4 separate regions of the Mus musculus genome follow, and regions 1, 2 and 3 are each linked to region 4. Evidence: chromatin loops called from intact Hi-C (ENCODE). Cell type or tissue: heart. All regions are shown on one strand.

Region 1 (8,000 bases), 250 kb after region 4:
TGTGTCCTGCACTCGCATCCAGCAGTCCTTTCTTAGTGCTGATGTGTCTCCATAGTGATGGTCGTGATGGTGAATGGATAGTATGATTGTTTGGTTTTTGATTTTTAACGGTAGACAAGGTGACATTCCGTTGTTTCAGCACCAATCCAACTTAAAAGATCATAGACTTCGTTATCCCTTCCAAACTAAAAGATCAAGCATGTATTGGACATAAGTGTATGCGTTGCCTCGACTCATCTGGCACCCATATTAGGAAAAGGCCTGCCACCAAAGCAGGAAGCTGCACGCTGCTCTCCCCAGGGCTTTGGGACCTCTTGATGCCATGAAGAGCTATTGCAAGGTGCTTCTGTACTGCTCCAGCCTGAAGCAGAGGTGACTAGGCCTGCTTCTGCTAGGAAGAGAACCAGCCTCATCTCAGTGCCCCAGAGATCTAGGACAGGATTTCTAAACTGGAATCACCTCTTACCAACTTGAAGAGCCCCACCCCACCCCAGGTATAGGGCTGGTGCTGCCATCGGCCTTCACAGCGAAGCTGGTGGCAGCATCCTGTCTACAGAGAGCAAATACCCCAAATGGAAAGCTGAGAAACTGACATGTGTCCTAGTCAGTAAGCCCACTGGGAAATGATGGGTTTTGTTTTATTTGATTGATTTGCTTGGCGTAGCAAAGGTGCCTTTCCCACCCTCCTCCCTTTAAACTTTGTTTTGTAAGACTTGTTTGAAACCCAAACAAGTCCAAAAGACTCGCACTGACTGTTACCTTTGTCCAGGCTATCCCAAACTTCTCTATGCTCTCATTTTATTAAAAGCAGGTGCTCCCTGGAATCTCTGGGACCTTTCTGAGGCATTCAAAGCAGAATATAAAGAGTGGTCTCATCTCCTTCCTTAATCCTGGTGGTTGGGATGTCCCACTTGTATCATAGTTGTTTTTATTATTACTGATGTGCTCCGCTGTTTTTAAATGTGAACTTGTGCGCAGATTCAATGTTCTTGTTACAGATTGAATAAATTTTTATTTTGAAGACAAATGTTTGTTTCAAGTGTAACAAAAAAGGGAAGTGCTGATGAAGGTGGGAGGTTGGAAAACAGCCCGGACAACAGACAGATCAGCACACACTGAAGAACTTAATGTGGGGAGGTAAACATATATAAACATATGTACATGCATTTGTTTATGTGCATGTATATAACCTACCTTTCACAAAAGACTGCGAAGGAAACAGAGTTACAAAAAGTTGCAGACAATGAGACTCAAATCAGGTGACCAGGCTGGGAACTTGGCTGGTCAAAGAGTCACTCACAGAAACTGTCACCTGAATGTTAGAATGAATAAGCAAAATTCTTCTACCAGCTGTGGTGCAGAGTGACTGGTGTGGGACATCTGCGGTGACCTGCTTTAGCAGTGTCTGGATTTATTGGGTGAGTAACCTCACTGGACATTAACACAGAGCAAACGAGTTTTCATCACAGTGAAATCTACTAGGCTGGGGAGAGGGCTCAGTGGTTAAGAGCACTGGCTGCTCTTCCAGAGAACCCAAGTTCAAATCCTACACGGCACCTCACAACTGTCTAACTCCAAGATCTGACATCTCACACACATGCATTCGGGCAAAATACAAATGCACATTAAAAAAATAAACACTTAAAAGCTACAAAACCCAAATGCAGTACAGTTCAGCCCAAATACGGTATTATCTGGGGGAGCTCTGTTAGTTGCCCAATTGTCAAACAAAATTTCTGATGTTTTCAAAGAAAACGCCAACCTACTTCTCTCTGAGTCGGCCAAGTGAGTGGCGCATTGCTATTCTCCAGTGGGGATACATGATGTGAAGGTATGGTCACCTCACAAAATATTCTAGGAGTCCTTGGAATATTGACCAACTAAATATGTTCAGTCTTGGCTTTGTAGCCAAAGCAAATGAACCAAATTAGTCTCAGTTGCCAGGTCTTGTTCAGGAAATGAGTTTGAGAAACAAAATTCCTGTTAGCCTCATGGATTGCAGTACAGGACCCACTGACAGTTCTATGGGAGAACCAAGCCCAGTGGCTTCTTTGCCTGACTGGTGTTTTGTTTTAACTTTGTGTGTGTGGAAATTTTTCCTGCATGTTGGTGCAACACATGTGTGTCTGGTACCCATGGAAGCTATTGAGATATTGGATTCCCCAGAACTGGCGTTAGAGATGGTTGTAAGCTGCTTTGTGGGTTCTGAGAACTGAACTTGGGTTACTAGAATGTGCCCCCAGAACGATATGAGCTAACCATGTACCTGGAATCTTAAAGACTCCATCCCTCTTTGTGGTTATGCACACATAGAAACCACAAATCTTCTGTGTAGCACTAACAATTTCTGGTTCTGTTCCTCTACAAGCCACTAATTGCCTAAACCCCTTCTGAGAAACAAGCCTATAGACACCCACATGCTCATGGGTGCGCACTCTCTCTCTCTCTCTCTCTCTCTCTCTCTCTCTCTCTCTCTCTCACACACACACACACACACACACACACACACACACACACACACACACACTGGTCTCTGGAAAACTGCACTACTGAGTCTATGTGCTGCCTGAAACTGGCCTCATACTGCCCTTCAGAACCTAAGATGGGAGGGAAGAAATCAAGAGCTCATGGGCAAGCATTGAATAAACAGCAACTCAAGAAACTGGCTGTATTTTATCTTCTTGACCTTGAACACTACTCAAGACTGGGTCTTGGGGGTGAGGAATTCTGCCCTAAAATAAAGGGATCATCTCAAAGACCAGAAGGCTAAACATCTTCAGAGTTGGTCTCTCTGACCTCTAAAATATGGCCAAATATCTGTGCCAACATCTTCCCCTTGAACCCAGTGCTGGGAGTTAGTTTACTTTTCTCTGCCTGGCTTAAGCTGTGGCTCATAGAACCTTCTAATAGGGATGAAATGCCCATACCGGTGCCAAAGTTTTAAGTTCTCAAACAATCGCCATCGATGTTAATAACAGCGGTAGCCTCATCAATTGCCCTGGGTCAACGTAGACCCTCATCAAGCTACTGAGACGATTCCCCCAGAGTATCTTCTGAGGCCTCTTCGCGGCGGGTCGTGGCTGTTGGGGACAACCCCGCCCGCTGGGAACGACTAAATTAGCTGCGCGATTGCGGCAGGAATGCGGCGCGCAGGCACCTGATCTCGCGCGGTGGCTCCCATTCTCCGTGTCTCTCTTTGGACCAAGCGCCTCCCGAACCTGTATGCGAGGGACGGTGGCAGACACGAGGCACGAACACCCCGCCAGCGCACGCACACTTACTTTTCCCTTTTTACAGCGGAGTTGAGACGCCCGCCGGACTTTCGCGCGCTGGACAGGGCGTAGCCGCTCTGGCCTGGCCCTGCCCCCGTCCGGCCCCGCCCCCTCAGGTTGATGGCAGCAGCAGCTGGGACTGCAGCGGAGCCCGCAGCCGAGAGCCGCAGGCAGCGGCCGGAACACCCTGGCCCGGACGCACGGACGCCGCCTCCTCGGCCCTTCGCATACCCCGGCCCGCTCCGCAGAGGAGTCGCAGCGTGAGCACCCCCGCCCGGCTTAGGACCAGGTACCCCCCTCCCTGCCTCCGCCACCGCAGCCAACGGCGCGGGCGGGGTCTCTGGAGGGGGCAGAGGTCTGCGCCCCCCCCCCCCCCCGCCGCTAAATTCAGTTCGTCAGGGCGGACTTGGTGTCTATATTTGGCCGGACAGCGGCTGGCGAGGAGACACCTAGTCTCACAGGAACGCACTGCCGGGGCAGGAGGCTGGAGGAGGGGGCGAGTAGGCCGGCCTTCAGGCCTGGGGCTACAGAAGTGGTTTGAAGGGCACAAGGATGCCCGGGCAGGGGAGGGGCAGGAAGCAGTTGGCCTTTGGGAGAACCTGCTGTGTCCCCTTGGGAAAAGTAGCAAGCATTGCTAAGCTCCTAGCTCCAGAAGCCGAAGTCGTAGAACCAGAAAGAGGACCTCACCTCCTCCCTGGTTGCACATCTGGTCCTTGCAGGTGGGGTCGAGGGCCCCCACCCTCAAGAGAACGGACTAGCCAGCCCAGGCATCGCACCCAAGAGGCTGGACCAAAGTATGATATTTGTGTCAGATGACCATAGCCAGGACTCCCCCACCCCACCCCATCCGGAGAAATCAGTGCATGGGGAAATAGACAGAAGGAAGATCGCCCTACTCCCACATACCCCACACCACCGGAGGAATCTTTTAAAAAGAGTAGGAAGCAGGGCTAACAAAAGGACCTCTTCTCTTGGCCAAGCTGTAGAAAAAGACACACCGGCTTGAACTCAGCGATGTGAATATGGGATCTTGAGGGCTGCAGTCCTACCTAGCCTTGAGCTACGGTCCACTGACTAAAAGAGAAGGTGTTGGGTGGGGAGCCTTTCAGAGAGACAAACACTTGCAAAGAGGTCTCATACATGACTAGCAGCATGAGGGGACCCCCTGATATTCCTCCTCAAAACATTAGGTCTTGGAGGAAGTTTCAGCCCTGTGTCAGCCTCTGCTATCCCGGCTAGCCTGTGTGTCTAAGAAGCGGTGAGATTCCCCATCCTTGTCCCTCATATTAAACAACATGAGACAGATGTCAAAAACCAGCCTCCAACTTTGGTCACTTTGAAGATCCTGGCCAGATAATCCTACTCACTCACTCCTCCCTTCCACAGCTCGCAGGATTAAGGACCAACGTGCCTCTAGACTCTGATACTCCCTATCTTTGCCCCAGCCATGAGCCGGCGTGTTGTTCGGCAGAGCAAGTTCCGCCACGTGTTTGGTCAGGCAGCAAAGGCTGACCAGGCCTATGAGGACATCCGGGTATCCAAGGTCACATGGGACAGCGCCTTCTGTGCCGTCAACCCCAAATTTCTAGCCATTATTGTGGAGGCTGGAGGTGGAGGTGCCTTCATTGTCCTGCCTCTGGCCAAGGTGAGGGGTGAGGGGAAGAAAGCAATTGGGAGGGCACTGGCTAGGGTCTCTGGGATATATCCCACACTAGCCTTTTCTCACTGAAGTCCAGGCCTCCAGAAGGGCAGTCTGTGTGGACTGGGTACTCTGTCTTTGCCAAACCCACAAAGAATGGTGGAGAACAGCAACATCAGCGTGACCTGTGCGCCCGATCTCTAGGCCACAGAGCACTGTGTTCCTAGCAGAAACCAAGATGGGTGTTAGTGATGGAGATGGTTGGGATACAGCAGACCAAGGTCCAGTCAGACTCTAACCTTATCTTTACCTAGTGTCAGAGAAAGGCAGAGTCAGAGAGATGGAGAGAGACACACAGACACACACAGAAACAGAGAGAGACAGAGATACAGAGAGAGAGAGAGAGAGAGAGAGAGAGAGAGAGAGAGAGAGAGAGAGAGAGAGAGGTGTTCAGACTCTGATCCTGGGAGTGGGATGAAACTAAAAAGAGAAGTTACAATAGTCAGAGCCTTCCCTCCCCTGCACATGAGGGAAAGGGCCAGGCACTGACTGCCACCTTTGCAGACACGTAGCCATCTGTACCCCAGGAGAGATACCCCAAAGCATAACCTTGACCTAGATACTGAGCCCTATACCTTGCTAAAGAAGACCTCACAAGTGGTGGGGTCAGGACAGGCCTGACAATAGCCTATGACTCACGCTGGACAATGCAGACACCATCCAGAGACAGCATCCCAAGGGCTCACATTTCAGCCCGAGCCACCTCCTCCCCCAGTGTGACTGCCATGTCAATGGCATTTAGTCACCCTCTCTCCCAGACTATGTGCTTTGGGCCAATGCCAACCCCTGCAGAGTCTTCAGAGCTCCCACAACTTACTCATGAAGACAAAAAGAAAGACGAGTGCCAGCCCCTGGTAAGGGACACTCAGCACCAAGACTGCGTGCTGCCTATGACTCCAAGGTGAAACCAAGGGAGAGGTCTGCCCCAGGGGCTAAGCCACTGCCGTCAGAGTCACTCACTCAGACCTCTCTCTCCAGGGGCTTGCCAAAGGTCCTCCAACTTGGGGGACAGGTTCAAGCACATCCTCCTCACAGGGCATGTGGGTTCACGCCCATGAGCCCAGCACTGGGAAGACCGAGGCAAGATCAGCCTAGGCTAATCAACATAATGAGACCTTAACTTGAGTCTGGGTTCCGTGTCCTGCTGTGGGTACTTTGTTAGGTCAGCCTGTCTCTCTGAATCAGACTTCCTAATACAAAGGCATTCACACTGTGCATCTCCAGCAAAGTTCAAAGAGTAGACTGAGGGTGGGGGTGGGGTTAAATTCTGAAAAAGGTCTGCAAAGAGAAAACTAATAACACAGATTTGAGAGGTAAACAAATCTACTGCCCACTTCAAAACCACATACAGGAGAGCAAGGGCCTGGGATGCAGCTCATTGGTTGACCATTTACTTAACAAGTGCTGGGCCCTGAGTTCCGTTCCCAGCGGTGCTTGTGCACACACACACACACACACACGAATGACAGTGAACCCATATCACCCTCTCTGACCCCTCCAGACAGGACGAGTGGATAAGAACTACCCACTGGTCACTGGGCACACTGGCCCTGTGCTGGACATTGACTGGTGCCCACACAATGACAACGTCATCGCCAGTGCCTCAGATGACACCACAGTCATGGTAGGAGACTAGTGGATGCTGCCAAGCTGGGCTGGGGAACGGGGAGGTGTCTCACCTGTGCTGGGGAAGATAATAGAAGGGGTAGAGGCCAGGAGCTCTGCCCTGTCCTGCCCAGTTCCCAGATTATTTTTAGTTAAATACATACCTGCGCCCTCCCAGAGGGCACTGCCTAGAACTAATTATAACCATGGATAACTTGGGGCCCTAAGAGCAGGGGTACAGCACTCTGAAGTTTTCTTGACAGAGTAAGGCAGTCTTTGGAGAGCTCACAACTGCTGCTTCACGGTGCTGGTACCACCAAGTTTTTTTTCCTGTATTTGACCCGTACCACTCAAGAAGACCAATAGCACTAAGTGTGTGAGCCATCTCTGAATCCCACCTGCTTGTTGCCTTTCTTCCTACCTAGGTGTGGCAGATTCCAGACTACACCCCTGTAAGAAACATCACAGAACCTGTCATCACACTCGAGGGCCACTCCAAGCGTGTGGGCATCCTGTCTTGGCATCCTACTGCCAGGAATGTCCTGCTCAGTGCAGGTCTGGGGTGGGGCTAAGGAGGGTCCCTTCTGTAGATGAGGGTGGGAGTGAGGAAGGAGAGCCTCGGATGATACGCCTGGTCACTCTGGACAGGGGGTGATAATGTGATCATCATCTGGAATGTGGGCACTGGGGAGGTACTGCTGAGCCTGGACGACATACACCCTGACGTCATCCACAGCGTGTGTTGGAACAGCAATGGTAGCCTGCTAGCCACCACCTGCAAGGACAAGACCTTGCGCATCATTGACCCCCGGAAGAGTCAAGTGGTTGCGGTGAGTGCCTGGCCTGGCTGCCTATTCCCTAGCTAGCACCCCCTTGTTCAACACCAGCCGTTAGTGCCTGATACCCAGTCATCAGAGCCTCTGGTCCCAGCTTTTACCTGTCTTATCCCTACTCCGGAGATTAGTCATGACCCAACCCCCTCCGCACCCCTTGCAGGCTCAACAGCCTCAATCCCTCCTACCCTGAGTAAACTCCCAGACTGCAACCCGGTTCGCTCCCCTCCCATACATCTAAGAGCTCCGAGGAGGGCTCCTTGCTTTGAGATTGAGGAGGGAGAAGCTGGAAACTCCATCCTCCAACCAGAACCTGCATGAAACCTGAGCTTCAGGACCCTCTCCTCTCAGATATCCAACGCCATCTTCCAGGGTCTGGGGCCTGACTACCGAGACCTGACCCCCTTTCCACCCATTGACCCACTGGGTGGGGATGAAATAACCCTCAAGCGTGGCTTATCCCAGCTGGGTGCCCTGGGAGGCCAGTGGCCCTGTCCTGGCCAGCCTCCTTCTAACCTGGGAAGTCGGGTGCCTGCATGTCTGCTTGGAGCACAGGCGTGGTGCGGCTGGGAGCCGGAGGGCGGGTGGGCG
Region 2 (8,000 bases), 230 kb after region 4:
CCAAAAAAGCATACATTCATATATGTTCTTTTTTTCCTTCTCCACTGACATTAACCTGCCTCCAACCATCACAGTCATACCAACTCCCCAGAAAAATGGCATGAAAAGTATCTCTGGAATCTCTTGTGTTGTGATGTCCAGGTTAGGGATATCATTTAGGCCACTTTTGACCGCCAGGACTGCTCATAAAGAATGTTCTAGAACCAAATCCAACTAAGCCTCACTGTCCCTCCATTTCACTGGTGTCACCTGTGTGGAGTGGTCTACAGAGGAAGGGGGAACTCTCTGAAAGGCAGTTAGACAGAGACAACTTCCAAAGTTTGGTTGTTCCTTAATAGTATTTTTTTCTGGATCTTGTTTTCACATCATAGGAAACACATGGTGGCTCTCAGAGAGTAAGAGTTGTGATCCCAGCATCCTCTAACTGTAGTTACACAGAGCAGCGCTGGGTACTTGGCTGGTTGTGCCAGCTGTTGTCTGTTGGAGGGAGCTTCTTGGTGCAGTGACCTCTGAGTAACCTATTTCTATAGTAACATCTCAGTTGATTACAGTCTTAGTGAGAGCATGAGGGCCACAGCAATATGTCAGAAATGCAAAGAACTTCTTACATCTCTCAAAATATCATTGGTAGCTTAGAAAAGGCTGGTTTACTCTTCCTCTTGAAGACCTAAGAAGGATGGTATAATTAAACTGTTGGTATTTTTCATGTTGTATTTTTTTTCTGTTTTAATAGTTGTGGGGTGGTAGCAAGAAGAGCGAGTTATAAAGCTCTTCCTGCTACCACAAGCATCTGCCAGATTTATGCTCTATCAGACAGGTTCAAATTTCAAGCAGACCATTTGCAAGTTGAACCATGTGTCTTTGGTATTAGGTTCCAGTGTAAAGGGGACAGGAGGAAAACTAGGGAGGAAAGCTAGAGAGAATTTGTATGTCATGTCCTCAGACATGTCCACTTTGGTTATGAGGGCCAGAGATAGCAGGGCTCTCTTCTTATCCTGGTTTTCTGGTGGAGAGCAGTCTAGTTAGACATAGCTGTCAGCCCAGAGCAAGGAGCCTGAAATGAAAGGACATGGATTTCTGGTCCCATGACAGCCAAGCCTAGTTGTGGCTTAAAAGGATTTTTTAAAATAGCTTTCTGGCTAAATAATTGAAAATATCCAGGACCATGCACAACTCATGGAAGTGCCAACACTGCTTTCCTAGTCCCCTAGAAGGTAACCACGGCCAACCTCAGTCTCCTAGCCCTACACTTCTAGCAATACTTTCTTCTGTATACATTTCTTAAAGAGTTGATGCTATTACCTAACATGTAGCAAGAAAGCAGAAGGAAGAGAATAGAATGTCTTATATATCTTATCAATTACATTTTTTCTGCTCATCTAATAAATAAGAAAACTAAACTGTTTCCCAGAGTAGCCTAGTCATATGTGTGCCTGTGTTTACATGATTCCAAATTCAGGTCAGGGGCCACTCGAAGGAGGGGAGATCTGAGGCGTGGTTGCATCATCTAGGCCATAAGCCAACTCTGAAGTTCCTTTTTGGCAGCTTGTTTATTTACTTGCCTGCCTAGAATGGGAGGTGGGGGTCAGCTGGATTAGAAATTACCAGTTTAAAATAATAGATATGATCTACTGTTGTGTGCCAAGTACTGTCCATGTCAAAGCATTAGAATACACCAGGCAGAGCCTAACTGAAAAGCAATCTAGTGTTCCCAGCAAACCAGTGATGCACACATGCCCCATGACCCATATATTACACTCTATTGCATGACACCTCTGAGAGACTGAAGTCTTAGCAGCTACAAGAATGTCCCTGGCAATGTTTATAGTAGCTAAGACTATTTGTCAACCATATGGACAAACTAATTGTGAAACATTTATTTCACTTTATGAAAATAAATTTACATACAGTGATGGAGCTTGAAAACATTTTAGCCAAAATAATGTTTTATGGTCGGGTGTGGTGGGCATGCCCCTAATCTCAGCAGAGAGAGGCAGGCAGATCTCAGTAAATTCAAGGCCAGCTTGCTCTTCATATAGTGAGTTGCATGATAGCCTGGGCTGTGTAGTAAGATTCGATCTTAAAATTAGTTAATTTTTAAAACCACCTGCAATAACATTTTAAGGGAGAGGAAGGGACAGATGATCAGCACAGAGCTCAGGAGGGAGGAGGTTACAGGTCAGCAGGGAGCACGTGAAGGTTGTGGTGCTGTAGCAGTGATGGTGGTCGCTGGACTGTGTTAGTGTGCCTACCACTCTGCCTCAGGCCAGTCTTTGGATTAGATTTTCTTTCTCTTACTCTCTCTCTTTTTTTAATATTTTTATTAGGTATTTTCCTCATTTACATTTCCAATGCTATTTCTTACTCTCTTATAAGTAGGTGTCAATTGTATTCCCAAGGCTCAAAGGAGTATTTTCTGATGATCATCAACCCCCAAGAAGAGAAGGAAGTCCCTGCTGAGCAGCAGGCTGTGATGTTAGCTCGCTCCTCACTAGCACAGCTCCCATCTGTATCCCCTCGTGACTGATACAGCACTTCAGTGTACTAGGTTTATTCCTTGTATGTATGAGTGTCTGCCTATGTTCATGTTTATGCACCACATGCATGATTGGTACCCATGGAGGTCAGAAGAGGGCATGATTCTCTGGATGTTATAGATGGTTGTGAATCACCATGTGGGTGCTAAGAATTGAAGCTAACTCCCCTGCAAGAGCAATCATTCTTAACCACGGAGCTATCTCCCCAGCCCTGACTGATAAGCAATTCGCCAGCATTTAAAAAAACAAAAACAAAAACAAAAAACTATACTTTGGGGAATTGTTGAGATTATGGAAACTTCTCATTTGTTTGTTGGCTAATTATCAGCTGCTGTTTTATATCTGACATACTTTGTCAGATGGCTGAGAACAGCTACCCTCCAAGCTGTCTCCTCAGCCATCATCACAGGACTTCTCTTATGGTGCTGAATGAGAAGACCCATTTGCACAACCCCACAATGAGTGACAGTGTGGAAATCAGAAAGCACAGGTGGTATTTAGGCCTGGAAACAAAGGCCTCCAGAACTAAGAAAAGAACCTCACACAGGAAGCAAACTGGCCTTGGTTGGTAATAATACAGTTTAGTCCATGCTTTCTCAAAGCAGTCAGCTTGCCTCTCCCTTACTTGAGATGTGTGATATGTGTTATGTTGTCTCCTCCTAGGGGTGGCTAGAGGTCATGCAGCTTGAAAAGGGTAAAGCTCTACTGTACACCCAGCCAGCTGATTATAGCTTGTCTTCATAAACAGATTTGACCTGTTCTCTCTGACGGAAAGCACCCTCTGCTGTGAAGGCCTGAGTCGAGCGCCCCACCCAAGCAGCAGACGGCAGAGGGAGCTGAGAGCAGGTGTAGAGCTGAGAAGAAACAGGGTCACATCAGTGTAGGCACATGACTCAGCAGAACCCTCGTGTGGCCCCAAGCCACGGGCAAGTTGTTTGAAACTGAGTTTCCCCTTCCACCCAGAAGTTAGGTAACTCTTTGTCTGCTATTAAATCATGGGGACTGTCAAGCACCATATTTAGGATCTAATCCCTGGGCAGGTGATCCTGACCAACGGTACAGGCAGCTGAGATATTTTGGCTGGGGCTTTGATAATTGTGTTTCCTTTATAAGCATGTAGTTTGAAGTAAACTTGTCCCCATCTCAGACTGCACTTCATGAAATAACCAAAGAATGACTATGTAGTGATCTCTGGGGTTGATAAAGAGCCCTCTTTGGACCACATTTTCCTAAGTGTTGTCTCAAGTTCTAAGATCTTTTGGGAAAGGCTTGTCCTCTATACTCATCCTCTTCATTCTATAACAGCATATTCAATCCACATTTACTAGGCCTCCTTTATTTTCTAACTTAATGATCACCTTAGCCAGACATGGTGGTACACGCCTTTAATCCCAGCGCTCAGGAGGCAGAGGCAGGTGGAGCTCTGTGAATTCAAGACTAGCCAGTTCTACATAGTGAGCTCCAGGTCAGCAAAGGCCACATAGATCCTGTTTCAAACACATACAAAAGACTGATCACGGGGGAGCTGGATAGAAGGCTCAACAACCCACTTTGGTATCCAGCACCCATACTGGGGTAGCTTCTAGAGATCTGACTCCTCTTCTGACCTCTATGGTCATCCTCACAAATAAAAATAAGAAGGATCCTGATCACCATTCCCCCACATCTGCCCAGCAACAAAAGCTAATACATAAGCTCTTATTCCAATAATAAACCTCCAAAAGATTATTGCTTTTTGAGTAACTTATATGTTCTTTAGGTTGGGGGGTTGTTTTGTTTTATTTCTGGTTAAATTGTTAAACATTTTTTTAAAGATTTTAGATATTTTAATTTTTTAAAAAACTGTGTAAATTTTGATTGTATTCCTTCCCCTCCCCCAACTCCCAAATCTTCTTCCACCTTCCTACCTTTCTTTCCCTCTTTAAAAAAAAAAAAAAAAGATGGCATAGGTCAAAACAAACAAAAACCAGTAAGACAAATAGCACCCCAAAACCATAGTACCCATGTTGTGTTGAAGCCTGCTCTAGAGCATAGTTGATATATCCAGTGCCACCCTAGTGGAGAAAACTGATTTCCCCTTTCCCAGCAAATACCTATTGCAAATAGCTTCTTGGTTAGGAATAGGACTTTGTGTCCCTTTCTCTGTGCTGAGAGGTTTTATCTGAACTTATGCAGGTCTGTGTGTGCTGTCACAGTCTGAGTTTGTATGTGAGGCAGCCCTGTCATGTCTGGAAGACGTTGTTTCTTCAAGTCATTCCCCCACCTCTGGCTCTTATAATCTTTTCTGCCTACTCTTCTACATAGATCCCTGTGTCTTGAGAGGAGCAGATTTATTTATCTTATTTTATGTGTATGATGTTTTGCCTGAATGTATGTTTGGTACCCATGTGCCTTTGAAGGCTAGAAAAGGATATCAGATCTCCTGGAGCTGAAGTTAAAGATGGTTTTGAGCCACTATGTGTATGATGTTTTGCCTGAATGTATGTTTGGTACCCATGTGCCTTTGAAGGCTAGAAAAGGATATCAGATCTCCTGGAGCTGGAGTTAAAGATGGTTTTGAGCCACTATGTGGTTACTAGGAACTGAACCCCAGTTATATGTGTGTGTGTGTGTGTGTGTGTGTGTGTGTGTGTGTGTGTGTGTAAAAACCATATACCCTTAAAATATTTCCTCAAGAAAACTTCTAACAGGAAGAACTGATTATTTAAAGATTAAATTTGGAGAACTATTGCTACACTTGACAGGGCCTGTGAGATAGCCCATCAGGTAAGGTGCTTGCCACTATGCCTGACAACTTGAGACAGATTCCCTAGGACTCAGGTGATGGAGTGAGAGAACCAACTATTTCAAGTTGTCCTCATATCTCCACTTGTTGTCCCATCATTAACACAGTAAAAGACGTTAAAAAGATTGAAGTCAACAGGTCACACTTACCCATGCCATGAGAGAACTTGATTATCAATAGTGACTGTTAACAACAATTTCAGGTACCATTAATCTGATTACAGAAAAAAAGTCAGATCTCAACACTCTGGAGGCAGAGGCAGAGAAATATCTACGAGTTTGAGGCAGACTGGTCTACCCAAGAGATGGCAGGAGTTTCGTCCAAGTCAGCCGGGACTCTAGTGAAGCTCTGTCTCGAGAAACAATTCAGATCTTAGCCATTATTGCTGTTTGCTTTGGGTTTTGTTCATATAAGTTGCAGTGTTCTTTTGTCTTGGTCCAGTGAATAGGAGCAAGGATTCGCAGGAGATAAGTTTCTCTGGGTGTGGTTTCCCCAGGAAGGATGTTGACTGTTTTCACAAACCTGTTTGTGTTGTTCACAGCAAACAGCGGCATAACAAACTCTGGAGATCTCATTCAGATAGTGACCTTTCAGACCACCACGAACCCATCTGTAAACCTGGGCTCGAGCTCAACAAGAAGGAGATGACCACGTCAGCAGACCAGATCGCTGAGGTGAAGACTGTGGAGAACCTTGCTGCCATGCCTACCGTCTTTATGGAACATGTGGTCCCACAAGATGCAAATCAGAAAGGACTACACACCAAAGAAAGAGTCATCTGCTTGGAGTTTTCTTCACAAGAGTTTCGTGCCGGACAGATTGAAGATGAATTAAATTTAAATGACATCAATGGATGCTCATCAGGGTGTTGTCTCAGTGAATCAAAACTCCCTCTTGACAACTGCCATGCGTCTAAAGCCTTACTCCAACCTGGACAGGCCCCAGACATTGCCAACAAGTTCCCAGACTTAGCTGTGGAAGATCTGGAGACAGACGCACTGAAAGCAGACATGAATGTCCACCTACTGCCAATGGAAGAGTTGACATCTCGACTGAAAGACCTCCCCATGTCACCTGATCTGGAGTCACCAAGCCCCCAAGCCAGTTGCCAAGCTGCCATCTCAGATTTTAGTACAGATCGTATTGACTTTTTTAGTGCCCTGGAGAAATTTGTAGAGCTTTCTCAAGAAACCCGGTCTCGGTCTTTTTCTCACTCAAGGATAGAAGAATTAGGTGGAGGAAGGAGTGAGGGCTGTCGTTTGTCAGTGATAGAAGTGGCAGCTTCAGAAATGGCAGCTGATGACCAGAGAAGCAGCTCTTTGAGTAATACGCCCCACGCCTCTGAAGAGTCTTCTGTGGATGAGGACCAGTCGAAGGTAAAACTGCTTTATGGTTTTCTATTTAATGAAATTCTCACCCAAGAAACTATTGGAGACTTTGCTGTGTTAATGCCTTTGAGAGGCTGGGTAGGGGGTCACCCATGCTCAGCCAGGCTACACCACTGAGCTTTACCCCCGGCCCTAACCTTTATTTCATTAATATATGTGTGAGCTGGCAGTTCACATGAGCAAAGGTGCCCAGAGAGCTTGAGTTGCAGGGGCTTGTGAGCTGCCTACCATAGGTGCTGCGGACTGAGCTCTCGTCCTCTGTACACGCTCTTAACACTGAGCCTTTTCTTCAGCCCTTAGATTCACTCTTGATGTTAGTAAAGATTTCCCTAGTAGATGGTAAAACAATCCAGCTGAGACCTTCCTTTGAAACGAGGCTTTTTAAGGATTTTATCTTTTTAGGCTTTGATGTCACTTTAGATTTATTTTATGTGCATTATGATATTTTGTCTGCATGTATAAATGTGCACTGCATGTGTTCCTGGTGCCCACAGAAGTCAGGAGAGGGCTTCAGTTTCCCTGAAACTGGAATTATAGATGGTTGTGAGCCACTATGTAGGTGCTGAGAATCAAACTCAGGTTGTCTGCAAAAGCAGCAAGTGCCCTTAGCCTCTGAGCCATCTTTCCATCCCCTGTTGGAAGCATTTCTGAAAGGAGATGATGCCAGAATAGAACTAGCCAAAGGCAGTTCTGTGGACCCTGGGGCTCAGGTCAAAGCTGAGCAGTGATGAGGTGCCACAGTGCCACCTGAGTGAAATGGCATCTGAGAAGATGGGTTTGTTTGGGAAACATTTTGTCTCCGGAAGTTCACAAGCTAGACACTTGTAAATAGTTGCTGGAGTAGCAAGATTATCTGTGCTGAGCTCAGTGATGCTGACCAGAGACTTTGTCTCCAGTCCTATGGAGCTTAAAAAGCAAACGGTCATTTGGGAGGATAAATTTGGGGGAGCAGCCAGAATCCTAAGATTCCCAAGTGGCATATGTTTTGTTTTGTTTTGTTTTGTCTTGTTTTGTTTTTCAAGAAAAGTTTCTCTGTGTAGCCTTGGCCTTCCTGCAATTTACCCAGTGGTACGAGACTGGCCTCGAACTCAGAGATCTGCCTGCCTCTGCCACCCAAGTGCTGGGATTTAAGGCATGAGCCACCATGCCTGGTGATGAATGATTTCTTATAAACTATTTCAGAAGAAAGAGGAAATGCCATAGATGGTTAAAAAAAAAAGTTGCTTTGTTTTGTCTGTCTGTCTGTTTTAAGACAAAGTCTCAACAAAGTCTCAAGTTTACTCTAACATA
Region 3 (8,000 bases), 92 kb after region 4:
GTCCCTCGTGGGCTGGTGCTCTCACAGCCATGGCCTGAGTGCGTCTGCTGCCCTGCCTGCCCTGCTCTGCTGGAGTGAACTCTTCTGAAACCATGAACCGAATCAACTTTTCTTCTCCTGAGTTGTTTCTGTTATCCACTTTGTCACAAACGATGAAAAAAGCAGCTACTAAACCTGTAGCATAAACAAGAAAATATTACTTCAAGCCAATGATATTTCAAAGGAATATATTAGAGCCTATCTTTGACACATGTATATTTTTTTAATTTAAATTTTCTGAATGTTTTGGGGGAAAATATTTTATGGCATCTAAAATCACTTATGTCTATAGAACGATATTATAAAAATATTTAGTTTATTTTGTTCTGATTTAGTCATAAGTTATAGACTAGAGGTAAATAGTATTTCCTGGCTTACCATACACTTACTAGCCTGCTTGGAACTATAACCTCTGATCAAAGTCTAGTTTTTTTGTTTTACATTAGGTGGCAGGACAAAATTTATAATGACAAGTACTTAAAATTCAGTCAGTATGTCACCACTCTAACCTCGACCTTGATAGTTTCTCTTACATAGGCAAAGCAATGATGATGTCTTTTTATGAAGGTGTGCCTATCTGAAAATAACAACACTAAACACATAGGAGGAAGTAGTCCAAGGGCAGGTTGAACAAAAGCTTGATTTGCAATCATATAGTATCCCTGTAGAATCCTGAAAATTAATAGAGCCTTTGGTTGGTCACTACCAAGGAACATGCATGGAGCCTGCTAACCTTGTGTGTGGTATTGGCAGCCTTAACTGTGTGGGTGTAAGAGACATTATCATGGTCTTGGGATGTGATTCAGGAGGGCAGTGCTTCTCCAGCATGTACAAGGCCCCAGGTTCGGTCCTTAACACCACACAAAGTTCCCCATCTTCATCTCTACTCATTCCTGGTTGCAAAATTAGTGCATAAATTTTTTTCACTGGAGGTTAGGCATTTTAAAAATATATGTAGGGCTGAAGAGATAGCTCAGTGGTTAAATTAAAACACTAACATCTTTTTCAGAGAACATATGCCAGTACTCAAATGGTGACTTATAACATCCTGTCAATCCAATTCTTCTGGCCTTGACAAGCACTGAGTAGCCAATAGTACACAGACATACATGCTGGCAAACACTTATACATACAAAATTAAAATAAATCTTTAGCAGAGGCAGGCGGATTTCTGAGTTCGAGGCCAGCCTGGTCTACAAAGTAAGTTCCAGGACAGCCAGGGCTACACAGAGAAACCCTGTCTCGAGAAAAACAAAACCAAAACAAAACAAAAACAAACAAACAAAAAAAACCTTTAAAAATAACTAAAATCCTGCATTAAGTTTATGATGGTCTTTATCTCTGTTGGCTTCTCCCAGTTTACTTGAGGGCTATTCCTACAGGTAGTGCAGCAGTACTCTGTCATTTGACCTTTGAGCAGTTTCCTTTTTATACCTATAAAATGTAAAGAAGCCTCTTTGTTTACCTCATCCCTCTCCTTGATTGTTTGTGTACGTGAGAGAATGTGATGTGAACCTTAGTTGAGAATAATAGAAACTGTTCAAGCAGGAAAATAAAAGTTATTTTGGAAGTGTAAGGAAAGAATTTAAGGTGTAATTGCATTCAGAACCTCAAAGTTTCTCATCAAGATATCTCGGCTCACTGCTCACCTCTACTGTCTTTCCTGTGTTGCTTTATTCTTGTAGATGCTCTATCTATGAAGCAAGGAAAGCAACCATTAACAATGATACCTATACTTTTTTGGAAAAAAAATCAGTTTGGCCACCCAAATGGAAATATACCCTTTCTTCAGTAGTTCTTGCAAGAGAATAGAAAAGGGTTCTCTGCAAGAAATTCAGGGCACCATCAAGGAAAAAGGCATTAATAGGACAGGTAAAACAATAGATATCTAGTGCATATAGTTCATCTGTGACTGTATTAGGCATGGCTTTCATCCTTAGCAACAGTGCGATATATTTCTAGATATAGAATGTTTTTGTTAAATAATACCAAATTATTGGAGAGAAACTTCATATGAGGCAAGCACTGATTTCTTTTCTTCTGGGCCTAGTTTCTCTGTGGTCCTCATTTGCATAAAATCACATTATTGGATAGTATATAGCACTTGGCATTACTTGTAGATCAGACATGCATTGTTATATTTAGTTATTCTTTTGTTCCTTATTATTGATTTGTTTGCTTTTTGTTCTTTGTTTTGTTTTTTGTTTGCCTTGGTTTGGTTAGGTAAAGGATTTTGCCATGGCTCACCTAGAGCTCTATATAGACCAGACTGGCCTTGAACTCACAGACATCTACTGGTCTCTGCCTCTTGAGTGCTGGAATTAAAGATGTGCACTACCATGTACAGCTAGTTTTGCTTTGGCTCTGAAAATCATACCTAGATACTTAGGCATGCTAGACAAGCACTTCACTAAGCTACATTCGACCCTTCATATGCATTTAAATCTTTAAAAACTATGTGGTATTTCCTATTAGACAATTTTCCAGAAGTTTCCCTTTATCAGTGGAATTTTTTTCATTATATTAAAACCCTAATTTCAGAAATTTTGTCATAATTTATTTGCTCTAGTGACTCATTCAATATTTGTAGCATAACTGTTCAGGGTGAGATGTGAACACACATAACACAAGAAAATATATATGAGAAGAAAGAACATGACCTTAAGAAAGGAAAGCTTGGGCTGGAGAGATGGCTCAGCAGTTAAGAGCACTGACTGCTCTTCCAAAGGTCCTAAGTTCAATTCCCAGCAACCACATGGTGGCTCACAACCATCCATAATGGGATCTGATGCCCTCTTCTGGTGTGTCTGAAGACAGCTACAATGTACTTACATATATAAAAATAAATAAATCTTTTTTTTAAAAAAAAAAAAGGAAGGCTTATGTTCAATTGAAGATGATCAGAATTTATTTTTGCAAAATTTTTCTTACTGACAACCAGGCAATACCTTGATGAAAGGAAAAAGCAAAATGTTTTTCATTGAGGTATTTCCCTAGGATGCAAGACTAAGAACAACTTAATGGTTTGGAATTCTGAGTGGGCTCTTTTAAATATGTGTAGACAGTATATAGGAACACAAATTAAGTATTGGGGGGAACTCTGATTAGACAGTTCTCCTGTGGAGCAGATATAGAAACTGCTGCACAGTCCAAGGACTCTATTGAAGAAAAGCAGAAAGGAACTAAAATCAAACTAATAATCTGTGCTCTTTTTCATTTTCCCTAACTAGCTTTTCAATACACTTCTTTGTAATTTAATCCCCAGGATCTATAGAAATGGCTCAGCAGTCAAGAATGTGTACTGTTCTCCCAGAAAACCTGAGTTCAATTCCTAGCACCCACATTGGGTGGCTAACAACCAGTGTGTGTGTGTGTGTGTGTGTGTGTGTGTGTGTGTGTGTGTGTGTGTGTGTTGGTTTCATTTGTTTTTCAGTGTGACATACTTGCTAGTTATCTTGTATCGCAGACTCTTTTTCCCATTGTCTCTCTAGTATCACGTAATGTTTTATCTCACCAACACTTGGTAGGCTTGGATATTCTTTTCATGAGTTGTTGAGGTGGTGTTGGGGAAGTTAGGGTTTTCTCGGAAGTAAGTAATAAGTGTTTCTTTATTGCTTATCACTACAAGTGGTTGCTTGGAAAGGGTTTACTGATTAGGATACCATCTTGGGAATCCCTTTTGACATTTTCCTGTTTCCATGAAGCACAGTTTTGTGGAGTTGCTGGTTCTTTGAGTTTATGCTTCTAACCAGAGCATCTATTGGAGCTACTAGTGCCGTCAGTGATGAGGACTAGCAGATGGATGTTTGGAAGTGGTCCTCATCTGTATTAGAATCTGCATAGGGGAGGAGATGTCCCATGAGGTATAACCATGTTCCCTTTAGTTATGTTCAGTTTGGCAGGCACTCTAGACTAAAGACTATCTTGCAAAAATAAAATCATTAGAATAATCTGATTATGTCATTGTAAACTTTCTATGTTCATTTCATTTATCTGAATTCTAATTACCTTATGAAAACAGAAGAAAAAAGTATTGTATTAAAAAGAGATAATACTTCTCAATTTTTAAAAGCTTTTTCTTGATATGCAGGGGGGTGGGAGGGAGACATTAATGTTTTAAAGGCAAGGAAATGGCATTTGAAGCCTGCACAACATAGCAAGACTTTGTCTCTAAAAGAAAAGGGAAAGAAGAAAAGGAGAAAAGGAAGGAAAGAAAAGAAGAAAAAACACAAAAGCATGAAGGAAAACTTTCAGCAAATGACAGAAAGTCAATCTGCTAAATAGGATTGCTCTTATATCTTTAAAGACTCATTTAAAAGCCAAAGAAAATGAGTTTATGATTGCAAAGTTAGCTTTTAAAGGGTTTGTTGAAATTTCTAATCATTTTATGTAGGTCTTAAATATTTATGGATGAATATTAAGTTAGTAAGACTTAAGACATGACAGCTCTTCAGCCTGCTGAGGCCATGTGTGTATCAGAATTTCTCTCTGGTAACCTGACCTCACCTCTGACTTTAAAGGCCGTAGAAACAAACACTTCCCTAGTTAACAAAAAAGAAATGGAGAACAAAGGTTGGAATCCTGGCCCAGATATATATGTAGTTAGTCATTTATTTGGGTGGCATCAATCATTAGGACCTGCCTGTGATGGGTAGGGGGGACAGTAATGAGTGTTGCTAGCATCTTTGGTATGGCTGTCCTGTGTGTGCATATTTGTTTTGCACATTTGTTGAGAAGCATTTTATACTCCAGATTTCTGTGATCTGCTGATCCTTGTCCTAAAATTTAAGGCTCTGATAATGGCCTTTAAGTAAAGACAATGTATACTTTCTCTTAGCAATTTCTGGTAACACAGCAGTGTATGCTTTGACTTGTCTGCCCTCTACTGGAGATCTGTGATAACATTGACCAGTGTCCTCTGGCTTTAGGGGAAAAAACATGTTTTCCTTTAAAGACTCATTGCTATTCAGTCAATATATTTATAATTTTACTCAGGTTTTCAAAATGCTGACAAATACCTCCCCAGGGTCCCCACGTTCAGAGCTCAGGCCTCTGCAATTTATCATTTGGAGCCTACCTCAAAGCAAGCTCGGGTTTCAATTCACTACTTAGCTCATCACAGTCCCTAACTGTATTTCTGCTAGTCTTCCTTTTTCTTAATGTCAGTCGGTCTCCTCAAGATCTTTACAACTGGAGTCAAAGCCCACTTGTCTTGTGAACAGCATTCCCACAGTGATAGCTTTCTGAATTGCTGGCTTGTCCTTCTTTTGCCACACATTTACACTGTGTGAGAAGTTTGGGATCAGCCTGGTGTGGTGGTGCACACCTTTAAACCCAGCAGTCAAGAAGAGGTAGGCATATAGATAAAATTTCAAGGCTAGTCTGGTCTACATAGAGTTTTCCAGGTCGACCAAGGCACATTGTGACATCTTGTCTCAAAATAAAAAACATTTTTGAATCAGAGCTTGTGATGTGGCTCAGCAGATGTTTGCCACACCAATGTAGTGACATGAGTTTGAGTCCCCCAGAATCCAGGGAAAGTGGATGGAGATAACCCAACTCTATAAAATGTTTTCTGACCTTCACACACATGCCATAGCATAGGCATACACACGCGCACACACACACACACACACTCACTCACACATGTGCGCACTCGCACACTAATAGCAATAATAATAATAATAATAATAATAATTTTTAATATTTGGCTTGGTAGTGAAGGTGCATGCCTTTAATCTTAGCACTTGGGATACAGAGGCAGGTAAGTCCCTGTGAGTTTGAAATTAGCCTGATCTACAGAGGGAGTTCCTGGACAGCCAGGGCTACACAAAGAAACCCTCTCTCAGGAAAAGAAAGAAGAGAAGAGGGGAGGGGAGGGGAGGGGGAGAGGGAGAGGGAAAGGAAAGGAAAGGAAAGGGAAAAGGAAAGAGAAAGAAAACTAAGAAAGAAACAGAGAGAAAGACATTTTAACTCTTAAAATTTATTTTTATTTTATATGTACTGTTTTGTCTTTATGTATGTCTATTGAGGGTGTTGATCCTGAAATTACAGTTATTAGCTGTCATGTGGGTGCTGGAAATTGAACCCATGTCCTCTGGAAGAGCATTCAGTGCTCTTAACTACTGAGCCATATCTCAAGCCCCAAGAAAAATTTTTTTTCTTTTTTTTAAAATTTTATTTGTAATTCATTTTTACACTTCATATTCCATTCCCCGCCCCTCCCCTTCCACCTTCCAACTGATCCACACCCCACACCTCCTCCCCACCATACCCAGTCTCCACATGGATGCACCCACCCTCCACCTCATCTGACCTCTAAACTCCCTGGGGCCTCCAGTCTCTTGAGGGTTAGGTGCATCTGAATGAGCATAGACCTGGAAGTCCTCTACTGTATGTGTGTTGGGGGCCTCATATCAGCTGGTGTATGCTGTCTGTTTGGTGGTCCAGTGTTTGAGAAATCTTAGGGGTCCAGATTAACTGAGACTGCTGGTCCTCCTACAGAATCACCCTTCTCCTCAGCTTCTTTCAGCCATCTCTAATTCAACAACAGGGGTCAGCTGCTTCTGTCTATTGGTTGGGTGCAAACATCTGCATCTGACTCTTTCAGCTGCTTGTTGGGTCTTTCAGAGTGTGGTCATGCTAGGTCCCTTTTTGTGAACTCTCCATAGCCTCAGTAATAGTGTCAGGCCTTGGGACCTCCCCTTGAGCTGGATCTCACTTTGGGCCTGTCGCTGGACCTTCTTTTCCTCAGGCTCCTCTCCATTTCCATCCCTGTAATTCTTTCAGACAGGAACAATTATGAGTCAGAGTTGTGACTGTGGGGTGGCAACCTCATCTCTCACTTGATCTCCTGTCTTCCTACTGGAGGTGGGCTCTATAAGTTCACTCTGTTGGTCATTTCATCTAAGGTCCCTCACTTTGAGTTCTGAGAGTCTCTTACCTTCCAGGTCTCTGGTGCATTCTGGAGGGTCCTTCTAGGAAACTTTCATTTTTAATAAAATATTTAATTAAAAATTTGAATCCCCTCATCAGCTGCAGCACTTGGGAGAGTGAGCCCACACATTCCTAGGAAGCACACTGGAACTGGCCCTTGTGACGTGGGTATGGAAGAGATGGCCCAGTCCCTAGCCACCTTTGGCAGGTGAGAGAGTTAGCCTGTCCCCAAGCCTGAACAGCATGGTAGAGCTGGGCCTGATACCATGGGCCTGGGAAAGCTGACCTGCTCCTTACCAGGGCAGTGCTGGAGAGTTGGCCATGGTGGCATGGGTGCAGGAGAGCTAGCAGGCTGATCAGGTCAGCTACCATCCAAGATGTTTAATTGGCCCTCCCCACCATCTACCTTCTGTGAACTGCTGGAGCATGGGAAGGAGCTGCTCCTGCAGAACTGAAGCTACAGGATCTCCATGACACAGGGCAACAAGATATCCTATAAAAGTCCTGTGAGGATCCAATATTGATAATGTAGCTGAAGCCAGAGGCTTCAAACCAGACCAATGACCAATTGTGATAAACATCTGTAAGAAAAGCTGTTTAGGCAAAAAGGTACACTATGTGACACACTGACACACTACAGTTTCCATGACAATATGTTTTTTCTTATCAGTCTAGGGGTGACCTCATTCACAATGTACTGGGCCCTCCCACACCAATCACTAATTGAGAAAATGCCCTACAGTATTGCCATATTTTTCTTTTCCTATTAATTAATTTACATCCCTATCAAAGCTTCCACTCTCTCACAGTTCCCCCCCCCCACCTACCCTGCCCTTCATCCTCCAGTCTTCTCTTTCTACTCAGAAAAGGGGCGGCCTCCCATGGATATCAGCCACCTAGGCATTCCAAGCTGCAATAGGACTAGGCCCATCTCCTCCTATTAAGGCTAATAGGTGTCCAGTTAGGGGAAAGGAGTCCAAAGGCAGGCAACAGAGTCAGAGACAGGCCCTGCTCTTGCTGTTAGG
Region 4 (8,000 bases):
TTCAAATCACAGTGGTTTGAGTGGGGCCATAGAACCATTATATGAAGATTTTTGTCAGTTTTCAGATAGAATAGGGAGAGATGACCTGTTCTAATATAAGTTCCCACTGGGCTTGATGAAGGACTTGCTGAGCAAAGCTAAGGAGTATACTACTGCCAGGTCATCGTTTTCAGAAGACAGATGTTGTGCATATTACTGCCTGCCATGACCAGTGAGCTTTAGAGCTACCAGAAGACAACATGTGCTAGGAACCCAAGGAACAGGAGGCCGACAGATACTTCTAAATGGATTCAGATCCCAATTTCTTCTTTTCTATATAAATTATACATTTATTTCCCCTTGTTTATGTTTGAGGTGTCTTTTTCATTATGTCTAAGTTAGCTGCTTAATTATTGTTCCAATAACACAGGATACTCTGCAAATTAGAGATTTGTAATTATTTTGCAATATACATTTGATAATAAAGTTTAAATGGGTAGTAAAACAGTCGCATTATCACAAGAAATTTTCACATTCTATCTTCTAGTTGGACAAAGGAAAGAATGAGCTATAAGAGACAAATATTGATACTTGTAAATGTTAAAATGAGAATTATTTTAAGTTTTTATTAATTACATGTATAAACTAAGTTCTTACCAATAATGGCTACCAATAATTTGAAGAGGTCACCATTACAGTTTTTCATAGATAATGAACGCTGTCATTTTAGTCATAAAACTGTATATTAAAACATGCTATGTTTACAGAAGGAATCTCGGATACTCCAAAAATTTAAAAAGATTTTATTTTGAAACTTATACAAATTAAATATTTAATATCCTTGATACATCATTTATTTTATCTTTTACGAATAGTATACATCATTAAGCCAAGCATGGTGCATAAGCTAGTAATTGCAGTATTTGAAAGGCTAAGGTAGGAGGACCAGGCACTGCAGGTGTCAGACACAAAGTAAGTACAAGACCAACCTGGGCTACTAGAGACCCTGTTTTGAGGGTTTTGTTATTGCTGTTGTTTTTTAAAAAGTATATGATAGAAAGAAAATGAATTTTTCCCCAAATACCAAGTCTTTAACTCTTTTTAACTTACCCAGTGTGTCACACAAATATTTTTATGGCTGTCAGGATGTGGAGAAAAAAATGACTGAGAGCCATTGCTTCTTAACCTGAGGTCCTTCTTGAAATGTCGTGGCTATGTAAAACATGGAGAAGTAGCTTCCTATAGAAAAGGTCAATTGCTTTTGAAGCTTAAGAACCAGTTGACTTCAGAAATTTCAAATCCCCCTATAATTTCACTCCTGGAGAGATGAACTCCACTATCATGATCAGGCCTCTGGTCCTACAAACAGGAAGAGTGAAGGAGCTGTAAGCAGAACTAGGATGTTCTTTCATCTTTTTGGCTCTGTTGAGAATCCTACTTTTGGATTTTCTTTCCCAAATTAATCTATCACTGCCAAATTTAGTGATGAATACCTACAATCCCAGCGTTTGCGAGGGAGAGGAAAGAGGATCAGCAGCTCAAGGCTAATCTCTGCTATAGATCTAGTTGGAGGTCAGCCTGGGCACAGACGACCAAGTCTCAGACACAAAAACTTGAAACAAATTAAGTTGATACAGTCCAGGGTTTTTGGATTTTCATAGTAGATATCACCTCTCAGATCATTAGAAGATCCATCAGGAACATGGATCCCAGAGAAGAACGGGTAACAAATGCACAGTGAAAACAGATTTCTTCTCTATAATCCAGGCCAATTAAAAAAGGAGCTATCTCGGAATCTATAGCCAAAGCCTAAAATTTAATTTTATACAAAGAACATTTACCCTGACAATCCAATCTTTGTTTTTAAGTAACTTTATATTTTATCTAGACTTTTCCTATGTCTACAATACTTTCCTCAGAGTCTAGAAAAGGTGATTGAATCCATAGTACCATTAAACTATAGTTCAATTATTTATTGATGTATATACATCCATATATGTATATATATGTATATATATGTGTGTGTGTATGTGTGTGTCTGTCTGTCTATCTATCTATCTATCTATCTATCTATCTATCCTTGATCATAGGCTATGAACCCTTGAGACACTTATTTTATTTTTTCCTTAACATAGCCATGGGGGGACCAGTGGGGATGGGTGAGTGGGTAAAGGTCCTGGCCATGAAGCCTGATGATCCTCAATATGGAAGGAGAGACCTATATCCCATGGGTTGTCCTCTGACCTCTACAGGTGAACCATGACATGTGCATGCTCCCCATTCCACAGTTAAGGTAAAATACAAATTAGAGTTTAAAAAAAAAAAGAAAAAGAAAAAGAAAGACAGTGTTGACACACATCTGTAACCCCGGTGCATCAGACAAGCCATCCCAGAGGCTTATTAGCCAGCCAGTGTAGCTGAAGTGATGAGTTCCAGGTCCAGTAAAAGACCCCATCTCTGGAAAACAAACAAACAAACAAACAAACAAACAGAGTGACACCTGACATTGACCTTTTTCCTCTACACATTTATCCACAGGCACATACATCTTTACACTCACACACATTTCCACCACATATGCATAGATGCACAAATGAAAAACAAAAGAGTACCTAGTATATAACATACATTAACATTCTCTTTCTCTCAGTAGATAATATGCAGCAATAATTTTCAAGTATCAGTTTCTAATATACCACTGAGATACATTTCTTTTATATGATAATAAATCAACTTCTTGATACAAACTGTACAAGTTGAGTACTTTATAACCCAATTTCATCACCTTAGACATGCTGAACAAAAATGTTCTATACTTAACTACAGATGATATATATCTTGACCATTAACCTACAGTTTAGAAAAAGCATGGACCATGTCTCATTTTTTTCTTTTGCTTGAAGATATTTCCTGTACATAATATACATTCAACAAGGCCTTTATGAACTCAGAATACACTTCAGAGAATAGAAAATTATCTTGACTGCATGTAGGACCTTTTAATTTGTATACATTATCTCATTTGATTATGAAAGTCCTGTAAGTTAGGGTTTCATCATAGAGAATAAGGAACTACAGCTCAAAAAGTTCAACTCATTTGCATAAGGTTTTACACAGCTGGAACTAGAAGCTAGGTCTGACTCACAGCAGTGCTTGGTCTCATTGTAAGGTTAATGGACTTAAATGTCTCCTTTTCCAGATGAATTTCTTTAGAGTATGCCACTATATAGAAGAAAACCCAAGTTGTCAACCACATATCAGTAGGAAAATCAACATACTGAGAATTACTGATTTGGACAATACTTCTCTTTCGGTTTATAAATACATTTATTTGGGGACATTTAGCTCTCATCTTGGCTCTCTACATAGTTTTTTGTTTAGTCTCTTAAGTCTTGGTTCAAAGTTCTTACTTCTGAACCTTGCCTTCTCTTTCCTGTTCACTCTGGAGCTCTGGGGATAACGTTGTTTCTCATCTGTGAACCACAGTTCTTCAATTCTCATCTCATAGGCAGTCTTGATCACCACCAGGGGGCAAAAGCCTACCAACTGGTTTTTCTGCACTACACTCTACAGAGGACTGGCACAGTACAGGGACCCTCAGTGACTCTTGATGGAACCTCCCTGCTAATTACTTCAACCACAGGGCCCCAGGGAGAGAACAAAGACTCAGCATAGAGGGTTCTTGTGTCACTTAACCACACAGCAACCAGAAAGAGCTTATGACAGCCCTATCAGTTTAAAAGGAGCAATGAGATCCAAGATTGTTTGAGTGACAAACAGAAAGAGGTGGGCTTTAGAAACTGGAGTCCATAAGTGAGTGTTTTCTACAGCTTTGATATGGATGGTGGTATTTACCAGTTCATCCCCTCAACTATCTCTGTGTAAATATATCAACGGGTTGCACTGCGTGACTTTTCCTTTTCTTTTTAGTCTTGATTTTTCCATTACATGCTTGGTTGATGTTGGCAGTTTACCATTTAGAAATGTCTTCCTTTAAAATATTTTAATTCTACATTTTCACTTGCATTTATGAAATAGTCAAATTTATGGGGGAAAGAAAAAAAGCTCAATGATCAAAAGATCTTTGTTTAGTGGAGATCTTCACAGTAGGAAGCAATTGAGAGGTTTTAAAAAAAAAATAGCAGGTTGGAGCTTTCCAACTCAGGGTCCAGCTCTCTGTGCCCGCCCCTTCCCTCAGCATCTCAGGTACAGTGACTGACTTTAGGCAGGTTGTAGAGGAAGGAAGCCTGAGGCTACTACGAAGTTTCCAGTGTTTACCACCGGGGGGAAAAATCTTTCTTAGGAAAAGTCTGGTCGTTAACCCTGAGGCCCTTTATGATGAGGAGGGTGGGGAAGCTCATTAAGACGGAGCCCTCTTGAGGGCCAGGTCCAAGCAGGAGGGCTGGTCTCCCGGGTCTAGCCCAGAGAAAGCGTCTATAGCACCTGCGGAGCCCTTTTCCACTAGAAAACGTGTTCGCCTCAGGATTTTCGCCTCAGTTTTTCTCTAAGGTTGCGCGCCCCACTCATAAAATGGTTGTCTTTCTGGAGTGAGGATTAGCGGCTCTCCCACCGACCCCCACCCCCAGATCAGGACCCTCGGTTGGCTGGCTGCCTTCCAGGGCTCCTTGGCCAGCTCGCCCCACGCCGCGCAGCGGGGACAGACAGAGCCGCAGGGGCAGCAGTAGGGCTCGAGAGCTGACCCGGGAGGGGACGGCGGCCCGAGGCGCGGCGCACGCAGCCTGCCCGCCCGCTTCCGGCAACTTAAGGGTTACGCCGCCGCGGCGGCGCGCGCCGAGGGGAGAGGCGGTTGCTGACAGGTGGCGCCTGCGCACTGGGAGCGCTCATTGTGCCCCGCAGCTGCCGAACCGCCCGCCTGCCCGCCCGCCGCCCGTTCGGCGCGTCAGTAGGCGAGAGAGTCCGGTGGTGGGTGCGGAGCCCGAGGCCGTTCCCGCGGCTTCATCTCCCTCTCCGTTTCCCTCGTCCCTACGCCTCACCCATCGTCCCCCATCCCGGCTCCGTCACCCTCCCGCCCCCCACACTCAGGACGAGAATGCCCTGCCCGGAACAACCCAGCAGCACCTAGATGGCTTTGGTCACGGTCCAGCGGTCGCCTACCCCCAGCACCACCTCCAGCCCTTGCGCCTCGGTGAGTCCCTCCAGGCGGCAGCTCCCAGCTTCTGTCACTGCGGCTCCGCTTTGCCTCAGCGGGTCCCGCCGAACGCCACTGCGCACGCGCCGCGCCTCTTCCCAGGCCTTGGCACTCAGGCTGCTGCGAACCCCCCACACCCTCATCTTACCGGCGAGCAGCAGCGACTGCCAGACGTTGGGGTTTTTTGTTTGTTTGTTTGTTTGTTTGTTTGTTTTTTCCCCAACCTCCATCACCCGGAGCACCCAGTCCCTCACAGCGCTGGCTCAGAAATCTCCCGTAGCATGCTTCCCATGGCTTGAGCACTTCCTTTCGGCTATGAGTCATTCTTGCTTTTCACCCTCCCCCCTTCTTTTACCCTCTGTTGCTCTGTTGCAGGGAGAGGAAGGGTGGGCTCCTAGGTTACCCCCGACCCACACCCATATCCTTTACGCACACCGTTTCAGGGACCCAGTCAGTGCACTGCGCATCCTTCTTCCGTCTCGCCCTGTGTGTGCCTTTCTCTAGTCCCTGGCATCTCTCTTGTGCTCCGTACAGTTTAGGCTTCATTGGACTGCTCGGTGGTAGTTACTCCCTGGTTTCTTCCCACCCTTAAAAGATGGCAGTGATCTCTGCTTCTTGGACTTCTACCTTTCTCAGTGAGAACCCAAAGCTTCTGGTGCTGCTTGATAACCAGTGCCAATTCATTTCCATCTTATAGACATTTATGCCTTCCACTCATTGCTCATGATCGTTCTTGCTCATGGGTTGTGCTTGGATGGTTCATGACTTCAAATGCTGTGTCGCTAAAGCATGTTTCCAGAAGGAAAACACTCATCAATTAGCATTTTTTTTTCTGCTGGGCTTTTCTATGCCTTCACCTCCACCATGACTCCTTTATAGCTCTAGTCTCGGGCTTCATATTTGTGAATACCTGCTAGCATGTGTTAGCATTGCACCAGTGTGGTAAAATGGGTCTTAAAAAAAAAACAGGCATCTAGATGAAAATATGAGCAATTGAAGAACTATTTCATATAGAATTGTAGTTTTAACATTAGATTTAGTAGTGTCAAGTTGCAAAGAGGCATTCAGTGAACACCATGACTTTCCACTGTATGAAAGAAAGTTGGGTCATTAATATTTGTTAACTGAGATAGGAGTTTGATATCTTGAAAGCATGTTGCCTTGTGATTTCAATATAGTTTCCTGAATTTCAAAATTTTGTTGCATATTGTGGTAGTTTCTTCCTTTGTGAGTTTTCTTGTGTGTTTTTGTATGACTACCCTAATTCAAGAAATTACTCTATTCACCTTGTGATGGTACAGGATACAAAACTGAAATCTGTGGGTAGAAGTTTAAAGAGGCACATTTCCATTAGTTTAGGGAAGACGTTTGTAAAAATCAAGTGCACTGTTTTGCAAAATAGCACACATTGTATCAAGCAGAAGCCAGGGGAGCTTTGGCCAGACAGGTGATATAAAGAATCCTTGCATGGGGGGGGGGGCTTGCTGGACTTTCTAAAGCTTTATGATTCTGTGATTTGAGAATAATTGTACTTCAGAACTGATGAAACACTTTAGGGTTTGCTCTAGGCAAATATGAGAGGGGTAGAAATATGTAGCATTTTCATGAGTGGATTTTTTCCACTTTATGGTAGATTTTTCAGAATTGATAGAAAATCTTCAGACCATAGTAACTCACTCCAATAGTAAATCCTTTGATTTTTGTGGTTACCAGGCCTAGTTTTGGCTGTGAAAGCAATCAAGGGTTAGTAGATAACATACTGAAGTAGAACTCAGTATTGTAAAACTATTTCCCCTGGGCATTGCTGAAAACCTTTTATGTTACAGTAGCATTTATTAAGCTATTGTTATATCAGTTGTCTTGAAGTAAATGAATAATATTTGGTAAAGCCATATTTATTTGACATGGCTTTATTAGTCAAAACTTGGAATACTTTAGAATCTTGAGGAATGTTAATAGTCATTTTGGCATAGGTAGGCAATTAAGATTGGTCATGTAAATACTGTAGTATTTACTATAGTAAATATTGAGTAGTAAACTCAGTTATTAAGCTAAATGACAGATAGTTCTATATGCCCTGGTCTGATGATTGCAGTTGTTTATACTTGGCCCTGTGTGTAGAGAAATCCTGGCACTGCTGTGTGAGTAACAATCAGCATTGTTAGTGTGGCTGACAGGCCGCTTCTCTTTCCCTTTAAATTGTCTTCCTATTTGATTCCATCCAGACCTGTGCTCAGCTCAGTTGTCTTGTGGTCCTTGTGCTACAGTGTCTGACATGCATGTATTTTGCCGTTTTATCTCTTACTATATGAATAGGTTGGTTGGTTGGTTGCTTGCTTGGTTTTAAAAGTGAGGAAGAGTGCAAAAGGTAGTTGACTTTTTTTTCTTTAAAGAACAACTGAAGTTTGTGAAGCTGAAGATTTACTCTTTTAATGATGGACATATTAGTACTATCAGCTCTTCAGCATTTTTAAATTAAGCATAAATAACTTGATCACTGTAGTAGTTAATCTTCAATGTCAATTTTACTGTGAAAAATATTTCCAGAGAGGTTTAACTGAGGAGGGAGGACCCATCCTAACTGTGGCACTGTTGTCCCATGGGGTGGGTACTGGACTGAAGAAAAAGGGAAAGTCCAGCAGAGCCCAGCACTCCCTCTCTCTGTTTCCTCATCTGCCCACTTGTTAGCAAATTTCTCCTCCCATGCCTTCCCTTCCCTGATGGACTGTATCTGTGAACTCTGAACCAAAGCCAGTGCTTCCTCTCTTAAACAGCTTATTGTTAGGTGTTTGGTCAAGGATCAAGAAAAACAACCTAATACAATTACCTACTAGATATGAGTGACCATCACAGATACTGAGTCATATAAGAT

The links. A loop is a pair of places that touch in the nucleus more often than their neighbours do. Peaks named below come from ENCODE experiments on the same cell type or tissue, not always from the same donor. Only the 100,000 strongest peaks of a DNase experiment are listed, where the experiment ranks them.
Region 1: a loop joins it to region 4, with 3 times the contacts of the local background. A loop is called at or near these places in 2 of 42 quality-filtered maps.
Region 2: a loop joins it to region 4, with 10 times the contacts of the local background. A loop is called at or near these places in 18 of 42 quality-filtered maps.
Region 3: a loop joins it to region 4, with 8 times the contacts of the local background. A loop is called at or near these places in 25 of 42 quality-filtered maps.

What each region holds. Positions count from the first base shown.
Region 1 is chr11:77,459,194-77,467,193 of GRCm38, forward strand. Ssh2 (slingshot protein phosphatase 2) reads left to right here. Exons shown (of 15, transcript NM_177710.4): 15 at 1-1,027. Coro6 (coronin 6) reads left to right here and starts at 4,718. Exons shown (of 10, transcript NM_139128.2): 1 at 4,718-4,917; 2 at 6,473-6,595; 3 at 7,002-7,131; 4 at 7,225-7,406. The coding sequence starts at 4,720. In heart, a CTCF peak has its summit at 3,153; DNase peaks (open chromatin) are centred at 3,418, 3,748, 4,828, 5,828 and 2 weaker places; H3K4me3 peaks cover 2,471 bases; H3K27ac peaks cover 3,560 bases; H3K27me3 peaks cover 2,199 bases.
Region 2 is chr11:77,443,525-77,451,524 of GRCm38, forward strand. It overlaps Ssh2 (slingshot protein phosphatase 2), which reads left to right. Exons shown (of 15, transcript NM_177710.4): 14 at 5,864-6,698. Among named protein-coding and RNA genes, the nearest start is that of Coro6, 16 kb to the right of the region's middle. In heart, CTCF peaks have their summits at 3,226 and 4,614; DNase peaks (open chromatin) are centred at 1,527, 3,337 and 5,887; H3K27ac peaks cover 758 bases.
Region 3 is chr11:77,303,833-77,311,832 of GRCm38, forward strand. The region is part of intron 1 of Ssh2 (slingshot protein phosphatase 2); the gene reads left to right. Among named protein-coding and RNA genes, the nearest start is that of Gm24989, 63 kb to the left of the region's middle. In heart, a CTCF peak has its summit at 4,921 (motif pointing left); no DNase peak of the experiment used is centred here.
Region 4 is chr11:77,211,391-77,219,390 of GRCm38, forward strand. Ssh2 (slingshot protein phosphatase 2) reads left to right here and starts at 5,035. Exons shown (of 15, transcript NM_177710.4): 1 at 5,035-5,125. The coding sequence starts at 5,063. It also overlaps a transcript of Efcab5 not described here. In heart, CTCF peaks have their summits at 3,508 (motif pointing right) and 4,659; DNase peaks (open chromatin) are centred at 3,541, 4,791 and 5,101; H3K4me3 peaks cover 2,338 bases; H3K27ac peaks cover 1,709 bases.